Linked DNA regions of Homo sapiens: region 2 is linked to region 1. A link is an interaction called in ENCODE POLR2A ChIA-PET data of the cell type or tissue named here. Cell type or tissue: PC-3. All regions are shown on one strand. Links, peaks and the distances in the headings refer to the core of each region. The heading gives the core; the rest is flanking DNA.

What was found. Peaks named below come from ENCODE experiments on the same cell type or tissue, not always from the same donor. Only the 100,000 strongest peaks of a DNase experiment are listed, where the experiment ranks them.
Region 2: POLR2A ChIA-PET joins it to region 1 with 5 read pairs; 1 of 35 experiments calls an interaction of 5 or more read pairs at or near these places.

The regions. Positions count from the first base shown.
Region 1 is chr7:89,182,608-89,188,175 of GRCh38, reverse strand. All of the region lies in intron 1 of ZNF804B (zinc finger protein 804B), which reads right to left. Among named protein-coding and RNA genes, the nearest start is that of TEX47, 390 kb to the right of the region's middle. In PC-3, for the core only: no CTCF peak of the experiment used is centred there; no DNase peak of the experiment used is centred there; H3K4me3 peaks cover 807 bases; H3K27me3 peaks cover 404 bases.
Region 2 is chr7:88,374,499-88,380,066 of GRCh38, reverse strand. No RefSeq gene overlaps it. Among named protein-coding and RNA genes, the nearest start is that of STEAP4, 70 kb to the right of the region's middle. In PC-3, for the core only: no CTCF peak of the experiment used is centred there; a DNase peak (open chromatin) is centred at 2,426.

The sequences.
Region 1 (5,568 bases), core at 726-4,725:
TAACACAGAGACAAGAAGTGAGCACAGGCTGTCGGGAGAATGGCACATGTAGACTTGTTTGATGCGGCATTGCCACAAACCTTCAATTTGTCAATTTGTAAAAAAAAAGAAAAAAAATGCAGTATCTGAGAAACACAGTAAAATGAAACACAATCAAATGACTTTCCCAACCCACACAAGCAAATGTGGTATAAGTCCTGTTTTCAGGTAGGAGATCAAGGAGACTTCTGGTCTATATCTGGCCTTACTACCAGCTAGAAGTGATGACTTCCTTCATTCACAATTTTCCTACCTCTAAAAGAGGGGTTTGGTTAATTGACAAGTTTCTTTTGAACTCTAACACAGTGTCATTAACTTTTGTTACTTTGGAACAAGATCCTTACATGTCAAAGTTATGTTTGAGGAGAAAAAGAAGTCAGTTAATATAATATTTTTGACAATAAAATATGAAAGTGAGACAAGAATTCGAGGGAAAGGAATCTGAATATTCAGGCTCACTAGTTTCCACAATGATTTACTCAGTAGAAAAAATGAATACTCACTTGCTTCTCCAAACTTTGCCACTGCAGACAAAGTCCAAGACACAAGAAGAGATTACAGTAAATTTTATGTCTCACATTAATATCTCCCACATTTCTTTAATCTAATAATTTGTGCCAAAAGACATCTGATTTACAATTATAGTTTGAATGTGTGAAAACCACTTGTTCAGACTGTTTTTACTTTATTTTGGTTTTCTGCATGGTTTGTTTGTTTGGAGCTCCCTTAGTTTCTACTCATTCAAGATAAGTGACTAAAATGTAATGATTTTACTGATGTACTTTCCCATTTGCAATCGACTGGTGAGAAAGAATATGATCCATCAAAATTTGTACAAAAGAAAATATATTCTCTTTCATTTAAATGAGTTTCTATGTTAGAAACAAAAGAAAAAGATTTGGAAACTGAGGGGGTCAATTCCAACCACTAAGGGCTAAAGTTAATTCCCTGCCAAGTGTTTTGCTTTCAAATGTAGAGCCCCACATAGCAACATTCCAAGTCTAGTGTTAAAGATTAAGCCAATCTCTAAAAAAATCAAAGGACTCTGATATTTGTGCTCTTGCAAATAAAATGCTGAGAGTAAATTTGGAATTACATTCCAAGACAGTCATCAAGGTTGACAGAATATATCAGATATTGATGGAAAGATTTAGATTAGAAAGGCAGGGGCTAGAAAAGTGGTTTGCCTGTGGAGGTCCCCGTGTTGTTTCCTCAGGGAGATTACATTGCAAAGGGCTCTTATTATTTTCAAAGTGAGCAGAAGAAAAATGATTTTCTCAGTTCCCCAAAAATGCAACACAACTGCTATATCATATTACTCCAGGCTCATGTAGGTGAACAAGTATTTTGTTTTCTTTTTCTAAACATCTTTTTAAAATCAAGAACAGATTACTATTGCAGAAGGAGTGAAAGTCATTTATTTCAAAACCAGGTGGCTGAAAGAGGGTTTACCAGGAACTATTCCTCAGACACGAACAAAGTTGTTTGCCCTTTTATATACAAAAGAAGATTGTAAAAAAAAAAAGTAACACTTAAAAGCAATGCAAATACAGGGGAAAATAAAATCTGAAAGTATTCATACTTAAGTGTTTAGTTTTGGCTACATGCATTTGGCCACATGACAGAAATTGCTTTATTTCTTTCTGTTTTCACCTTTTTTTCTGCTAATATGGGGCTAGTTCTTATAAAATACTATCATATAAATCTTACTATATCAAACAAGCAAAGACTTTTTCTATACAAAATAAAAAAGGTGTTATATCTTCTTATTCACCCAAAGCCTAACTTTTAGGTAGGTCAGAGCAAACTTGCTTTTAAAAATGCATCCATTTTATTTTATTTTTTTAGATAGAATAGGAATTAGTCTTTTAGCTATACTGTGTATAATATTTCTAAGATAGTCTCATTTGTGTTAGGGATAATTTGTTTTATAAATACTTTCTTTTTATTTGTGCATAAATGGTGTTCTTATAATTTCTATTTACAAAATTATTTTATCACTAATAAAATTGATAATATGTACATATTCTTTCTGATTGTTAATTTTTCATATTTTTCTTCCTAAGAGTTAACTTTTCACTATATAAGTATCAACTTCAAATGGTCAGTTTTTCCTGTCAATATCTGTGTGCAGCCATAATAGATTTTAATATAAGAACGTATTATTCTACATGACTTCCACAGTTTTGGATGCACTAAGTCTTATATAAGGACTAACTTTTTAAAATTGTGTCTTTTTTTTTTCTTTTTTTCTTATTGAGACAGGGTCTCAGTCTGTTGCTGGAATGCAGTCAGTAGTCTGAGGCTGGAGTGCAGTGGTGTGATTTTGGCTCACTGCAACCTCCGTCTCCAGGATTCACGCGATTTTCATGCTTCAGCTTCCCAAGTAGCTGGGATTACAGGCAGAAGCCACCACATCTGGCTAATTTGTGTATTTTTAGTAAGACAGGTTTTCACCATGTTGGCCAGGCTTGTCTCTAACTCCCAACCTCAGTTGATCCACCTGCCTCGTCCTTTCAAAGTGCGGGGATTACAAGCATGAGCCACCGCGCCCGACCAGATCCTGTCTTTTCAATACGTCGTTTTAGTAGCTTACTTTGAGACTTGAAGACGAACTTTCTCTCACTTTCACTATTTACTGGACTAACTGTTTTATAAATGGGTAAGTCTAAGGTACACAGAAAAGGTTCAGAGTTACTATGGCACAGGGGTGTTCTCTCTGTTCCCACTGTTTTATAGGAACAGTGAAACTTCATGGTCACTCCATGCTTTTCCTGCTTCTCTGGAAGAATGTTTACTTCAAGAAATATTTTGTATCTTCTATGCGTAAGACTTCTGTGTTAGGTACTATATCCAAACTACATTTTTCCTTCAAAGTCCAAATCAAGTTTATAGCTTCAGCCATGTGTTTAATGGACTCCTTGTCCCAAACTCTCTTTCACTTTCTGAAATCGATCTGTTCACATATATGGTAAGCTGTAATTACATTTGTGTATCATTCTCTAATTGCTATCTTTAAATATGCTTTATTTTGCTCATTATTTTGTAAAATTGAGAAGATTCTTTCTGCTACTTATTTTGTATCCCTTAGAGTCCATAATTCAATAATGGATACTTATCATTGATCAATACTTGTCAGTCTAAGTCATTAGCTAAGTCACTGTTGACTTAAGACCTGTCTAAGCCAAGTCACTGTTAAATCCACATAAATATATTAAAATTTTCTCCCAGATTTTCTGGAACAGTCAAATATTCTGTCTAGTTGCCCATAGGAATATACACGTTTTTGTCAAAATGTACATTTCAATTAGTTTTGGCAAATATGTTAATTATAATATGGATATTAAATTGGTATCTAAGTTCATACATAACTTGTGGGTTGTTCCAAATATAGCTCTCTAGAGTAACTTGAGTCACTTCCTAAAAATGATAAAAGGTGGATAGAATAACTTGCATAAAGATAACACAGAGTGATAGAAACAACAGAAATCAGTGATCAAATCCATTTCTGTAGTAAAGGGAGAGAATTATGAGTATTCCTTAAATAAAAGAGAAACATATGCACTAAATTATTATTAATAAATAGAAAGCATGAAATCACATGAACACGAAACTGATAAAGAACTTAACAAGAGAAAGAACTGACATTTAAAGTTAACTTACGCTATCATAAATACTACAGACTACATTGTTAACCATTTTTTCTTCTCTAAGAGAAGGCTGAGGGGAAATAACCTGTGATCCTACACATGCCATTTATTCTTTTTCTAACTGTTGCATAATCTATAAGATGAATCTAGAACCTGGATTCCATAAGCTGCTGGACTTGGTTTGCAGATTTCTGAATTATTCATCAGATGAAAATCTAGAAATGTATTTAAATTAGATCAGATCAGAGGACATTGCTTTGATTAAAATATGTGTGTGTGAGATTGCAGTCCTACCACTCCATAAGTTTGTCCATAGTACTCCACAACATGTCTGCACAGTGTCAATGCTCAAGTAGGCCATCTCTAAGGGCTCCTTACATCACAAACTAAATGATTCCATCATTCTATTCTGATTTAATTTGGAGCCGGCCTCCATATGTCTAATCTTAGACCAGACCAGCCTTTGCATGTTAGAGAGCCAAGAAGCTGTTTGCCTGTTTACTGGTGTTTGCTTGGTTCCACAGTGACATCAGCTTATAAAAAGGCTAACTCTATAAAAGACTGAAATTAAGGACCCACAAAAAGATTTTCCAGCGCTTGTCATTTCTGCTGGATTCTGAATGACTCATGCCTCCCGACAAGATCCTGAATTTGGAAGCTGTATATTCAAATGCCAGAAGGATTTAGACGTGAATGTGCAGACAGACGCATAAATAAAATGACTGTCACTGACTTCATATTTTTCTTCATAAAATGAGTGCTGTGATTCTGGCTAATCTTGTCACAGCCATTGTGCCATAAAAGAAGGTATTATTTGAAAATTAAAATCATTCAACTTTTTATACACATCTAAGATTTGCTCTACCTGAACTTGTGGATGTACTTAGGAATGCAGTATTTGAAGCTAAGGGGAAAAATGTTTAGGCACATTGGAAAGAAATCTACAGCATTTCTCCCTGAGAGAAAGAACAAATAATTTTTAAAAGAAAATGATTTTTGCAGACTTTTTAATATCAGTATTTATCCTTACTTTTCTCCTGCATAGATGAACAGACCAAATTCGATTACTTCTTTGGCGTTTTTAGGATCTTTTTTTTTACTCTCTAGTTTAATTTAAATATAATTACCATAAAATGAATACCATTTAGGTCACTTATCTAATGAACAACATACAAATGTTTAATTTCTCCAGGATCTGGCTTCGGTACACTTTTTGGTCTGTTCCTCAGGGTGCTCCCATACATAGCTTATGTTCCTGTCAAGGTTTATGACTCATTATTACTATTAATACCCATTTTTTTTCTCCACTGCACCTTGTTCTAACTCTTCTTCCAGGAATGCTATCCTCCTATTGCCACATGTTTATATTTTAGCCAACATGAAAGGCTCAACTTATTAGCCTTCTCCGGTCACTTTTGCCAAAACTAATTTTTACCAGACATGAGCCCCCATTGTATTTTATTCTTTACATATAACCTGTATCAATTTCTTAATTTCTTCCTTGCATTTATGCCTTGTCTTTAGTATAAATTTATTGAAAACACAGATAATGCATTCATTCCAGTATCTTGCTAGAATTTAACAAATTTTCTGGTGCAGAGTAGACATGCAATGCACTCATATATGTTTTTGAAAAAATATCTTCCCCTAAGAAATGGGCAAAGTAACTCTAGATGTAACCAAAGTACAATCCTGTGCAGAAGCAGATGATTGGCGCTCAAATCAGAGTATATGAATCAGCAATAAAAACATTCCATTCAATTCTAATAATTTCCAGAGAATAATAATTTTCCATAACCATTGCACAGCTCTATACTACCTACTGTTACAGTAATGGAGAGAAGAAACTCAGCTCCTTTTTGAGTTCTCTGGAGTAATG
Region 2 (5,568 bases), core at 686-4,685, 810 kb after region 1:
GGGAAATGACACCCTCTTCAACAAACGGTTCTGGGATAATTGGCAAGCCACATGTAGAAGAATGAAACTGGATCTTCATCTATCACCTTATACAAAAATCAACTCAAGATTGATCAAAGACTTAAATCTAAGACCTGAAACCATAAAAATTCTAGAAGATGACATCAGAAAAACTCTTCTAGATATTGGCTTAGGCAAAGACTTCATGACCAAGAACCCAAAAGCAAATGCAACAAAAACAAAGATAAATAGATGGGACTTACTTAAACTAAAAAGTTTCTGCACAGCAAAAGAAATAAATCAGCAGAGCAAACAGACAATCCATAGATTGGGAGAAAACTGTCTCAAGCTATACTTCCAAGAATAGACTAATATCCAGAATCTACAAAGAACTCAAATCAGCAAGAAAAAAAAAAAATTTCATCAGAAAGTGGGCTAAGGACATGAATAGACAATTCTCAAAAGAAGATATACAAATGGCCAACAAACATGAAAAAATGCTCAACATCAGTAATTATCAGGGAAATGCAAAGCAAAACCACAGTGCAATAAATACCACTTTACTCCTGCAAGAATGGCCATAATCAAAAAATAATAGATGTTGGCATGGATGTGGTGAAATGGGAACACTTTCATACTGTTGGTGGGAACGTAAACTAGTACAACCACTATGGAAAACAGTGTGGATATTCCTTAAAGAACTAAAAGTAGATCTACCATTTGATCCAGCAATCCCACTACTGGGTATCCACCCAGAGGAAGAGAAGTCATTATAGGATAAAGATACTTACACACACGTTTATAGCAGCACAATTCACAATTGCAAGAATACAGAACCAGCCCAAATGCCCATCAATCATCAATGACTGGACAAAGAAAATGTGGTATATATATATATTATGTAATATTACTCAGCCATAAAAAGGAATGAAATAATAGCATTTGCAGCAACCAGGATGGAATTGGAGACCATTATTCTAAGTGAAGTAACTCAGGAGTGAAAAACCAAACATCGTTATGTTCTCACTCTTAAGCTGGAGCTAAGATATGAGGATGTAAAGGCATAAGAATGATACACTGGACTTTGGGGACTCGGGAGAAAGGGTATGAGGGGGTGAGGGATAAAAGACTACACATTAGGTACAGTGTGCACTGCTCAGGTGGTGGGTCCACCAAAATCTCAGAAATCACTACTAAGGAACTTATTCATGGGCCAGGCACAGTGATTCATGCCTGTAATCCCAGCACTTTGGGAGGCCAAGGCGGGTGGATCACTTGAGGTCAGGAGTTTGAGACCAGCCTGGCCACCATGGCAACACCCCATCTCTACTAAAAATACAAAACCTAGCTGGGTGTGGTGGTACAGGCCTGTAGTCCCAGCTATTCAGGAGTCTGAGGCACGAGAATTGCTTTACCTGGGAGGCAGATCACCAACATCGCTCCACTGCACTCCAGCAGGGGCTACAGAGTGAGACTCTGCTTAAAAAAAAAAAAAAAAAAAAGAACTTATTCATGTAACCAAACACCACCTGTCCCCCATAAACCTATTTAAATTTTTAAAAAGTTAAATATAGATTTACTGAGCATGACAACGCATAATTAACTTTTCCTCTACTCTCTTTTCACATGTAAAATGTAGATTTACTGAAGCTAATGAGAACCTCACTGCCTAAATTCCCTTCTTTTTTTCCCCTCCTGCTTGCTCCTTTCCCTTTACATATTGCAGTTCCCAAAATCCCCTTTGGAAAAAGCATAGGTCACAGGTGCTCCTGTGATTTGTGTTTTTTCCCAAGCACGTCCTCTCAACCTTGGCTAAAGAAACGTCTAATCAATTAAGACCTGCCTCAGTCACTTTCCGGTTTACAGAATTTATACATTTATGAAGTTTCCTATTGAAGGAAGATAGATTTTTGACTTTATCTTGGATTAACCAATGATCAAATAACAGTAATTTCATTAAGTTCTAGGAATTTATTTTTAAAGATTGTATCAGTTTCAGTACCATCACATCAACACATCAACTGTGGGGGTGTGTGTGTGTGTCTGTGTGTCTGTGTGTCTGTGTATGTGTTTGGGCCCTGGAGAGAGAGAGATTGGGTGAGGAAATCTACAAGTTAGCAGAAAAAGAAACTCTTGAGGGAGAAAAGAAATAACTCAAATGCCATTTTGCAGGTTTCCAAAATTAAAAAAAAAAAAGAACTTCTGTTACGGGCCAAGTTTTGTGAGTTTTGTTGTTCCTTATTTTTGTGTGGTGTTTTGCACCCCCCACCCTCCAAAGAATTTCCATATTCAATCTTTTCCCTTAGAATACAAAACAAAACCTACCAGAGGAGAGTTCCTGAGAGAGGAAGCCAAAGGGCCCATGACTGATAGGAAAGACTCCTAGGAAAGCCTTTGAAGCTCTAGGAAGGAGAGGCGCTGACTCAATCAAAGCCAGCCAGGGTAGATCTGATTTACAAGCTGAGCTGTCTCAGCTGAACCAACAATCTAAAGTTGCTTGGTGGCTATGTTAGTGCTGCAGCTGTGACATTGTTGTTAATGAATCAGGATACCTGCTTAAGTTACTGTCAGACCAAGAGGTTTTTTAAATTCAAAATATCTCTGTAAGCTCCTGAAGAAGAAGTCTATTCAATGATGATTTGATAAAGATCACTTTTGCTTTGAGGTTTTTTCTTTTTTTTGTTGTTTTTTTTTCTTAAGTAAATAAAAATGTGTTTAATGTAGCTTTGTTTCCTAAAGGACTCATTAATTACCTTATTATGCTCTATTTCTTCTAGCTATGTTTGTTGAAAAATCAGTGTTATATATTCATGGATAAGCAAAAATGCTATCTGTGCTCATGGAGATTTTTAATCATTTAAGCCAACTTTATTATGATTGCTTTAACGTCTTTAAATTCATTCTATTTCCTATTCCAAGAAGGGTATTTATTAGAATTGTCAAACTTTATTCTTCTACTATGTCTGATTACTGTCTATTTAAAACTCAAAGTAGAATTCTAAGAAACTAGAGAAAAAAAGAGAAATTCCTATTTAATAAAAGGGAAAATAATTTACCAATTATCCTATTAAAACAAAAGAGAAAAGATGAATAAATTGATGATTTTTGAAGAAATGCACACTTTACTTGCAACTAAACAATTGCTAATCAAAATAATTTTCAGGTGCCATGACATAGTTATTAAACTAGAAAAAAGGAAATAAAATTTTATAACCAATGCTGGTAAAGTTGGAGGGAATGAGAATAGTTGAGTGTTTTGTAAATTGTTCACTCTCTGGAGAGCAACCTGGCATGTGTGACCAGACCTACAAAATTAAGGGCAAAAACCTTTTTTTTATTTTTCAGTAATCACCACCATATGCCCAGCAGTGAACACGATTTCTGACATAAATTAAGAAATAAATAATAATTGATAAAAGAATAATGAATAAAATGGTTCATGCCCACTGACTTGTTAATTTCACTTTGAGGAAAATTAACAAAAATTAACCCCAAAATTAAGACTTTTCACCACTATTCATAGCAGGAAAAAAATTGGACCCATTCACATATTTGATAATAGAGGAATACTTGAGCTTGATTAAATGTTTCATGTAGCATAGCATATAAGCCATGTTTAAACAACATAATGTGTGTGAGTTAATATTAAGTATCTTGCAGGGCACAGTGGCCCATGCCTGTAATCTCAGCACCTTGGAAGCCTGAGACAGGAGGATCACTTGAGGCCAGGAGTTCTACACTAACCTGGACAACATAGCAAGACCTCATTCCTGCAAAAAATAAAACAAACAAAGTTTAACCGGGCGTGTTAGCATACACCTCTCATCCCAGCTACTCAGGATGCTGAGATGCTGAGGCGGGAGGATCACTTCAGCCCAAGAGTACAGCATAGAAACATTCATAGAAACATTCATATACAAAATAGAAAACTCCTGATCATCGAGGACAACACAGAAGGAAGAAGTGAGGCATCTGCATGACTCACATTACCCTGCAGGTTATAAAGATTTCTTACCTTTGATTACCTACCTCTGTATATAAAGCAATCTTAGAGATTTGAAAAGAAAATTTACAACTGAAAAACTAAAATTGAACTGCTTATAAGCTGTCATCCATAATCAGCTCATTATTTAATATATCTTTTAAGACAACTCAGTTTTTAGTCTGTATAAAGCAATGTCTTAGGTGCTGCAAGGAAAGCACTTATGGGGAAGTCACAATAAGCCTGCAAATACTTATTCCTTAAAGTAAACAGTGCCATATTTAAAGGGAATGCTAATGTTTTTTAAACAATCTGTATTGAATTGTAATAATGGAGCTGGAGGCCAATTTTCAATTGATTTGATGTTAAAATCCTTAATATTTAGATAGAATTTTTTATTTTTGGCTTTAAGAAAATAAAAATGTCTGAGTCTAACAATAATGCAATACTAAATGTCATCATAATAGTTAGGTCTCTCATGGTTATTCTGCATATTTGAGTTCAGTCATTCAAAATTTTTTTAAAAAAGAATAGATGTAAATAGTTTTGTACATGTAGAATTATTAACAATGTAAACATTTCTTTATGTTTGATAGTTACTAACCTGTCAAAATTCCATAATAATATGCTAAATAATATTTTTCTAAGTTACTTCAAGTGGCCACACAACAATTTCTAAGCTCGTTAAGGCAGTTAAAATATTTTACTCTACCTCCTCAGTAAGTTAATGTAGATACCTTAATGAAGAATGAAAGTCTTCCGTTTATCTTTACTAACCTATAGCAGGTCTTAGGAAATTAGTTTATTTCCAGCCACAAGTGCTAATCCTTTACATTTTAGATAAATTGTCCCTTACAAACACACAAATAACAGGTTTAAGGTAAAGGAAAAAGAAAAGAAAAGGTATTTATAAAATTCAACTCCAAGGCCTTCAATATTCTGGAATTTTGTTCATGTTATGTGCTTCAGAGGGAAGGTAATTTGTTCCTATCTTGAGTAGATCCAGAAAAAAGAGAAATTTCTGTTATTTTAGTGTATGACTCCTATTTGAGAAAAAATGACTATTTACTCCAAAATCACCCCAAATCTTAAAATTTATAAGGCTAAAGAAAACATGCTAAAAGTCAGAGGTGGGAGGAATTGAATCAGTCAGTACTCAACTGTGAATAACAGAAACATTTCTAGCACCACTTTATCTAGGAATGGATTTAGTGCTAGGAGTTAGGTTCTTAAAAAATTGTTGGAAGGGCCTGAGGAGCAGGAATGACTTCCAAAACACAGCCACAGAATTGCCCTGCTAAGGAACATCTTACCACTGCTGTAACCAAGAAGTTGTGCCAAGGATCACACCACAATAGCCATAACCCAGGGACAGAAAGCTGCCACCAGGACCACAGCCTCCCGAGCCCACCCCACCTAATACTAGCAAGTGGATGTTATATTTCCAAATTTAAGTCTCCTGCAGGTGCTCCTGATTGGCAGAAACTAAACCACATGGGAATCTCCAGATGCAAGGTTTTCTGGGAAATGAAATATTTAGCCTTCCAGCCTCTGCAGTACAGGAAGGCACACTACAGAGAGACTGG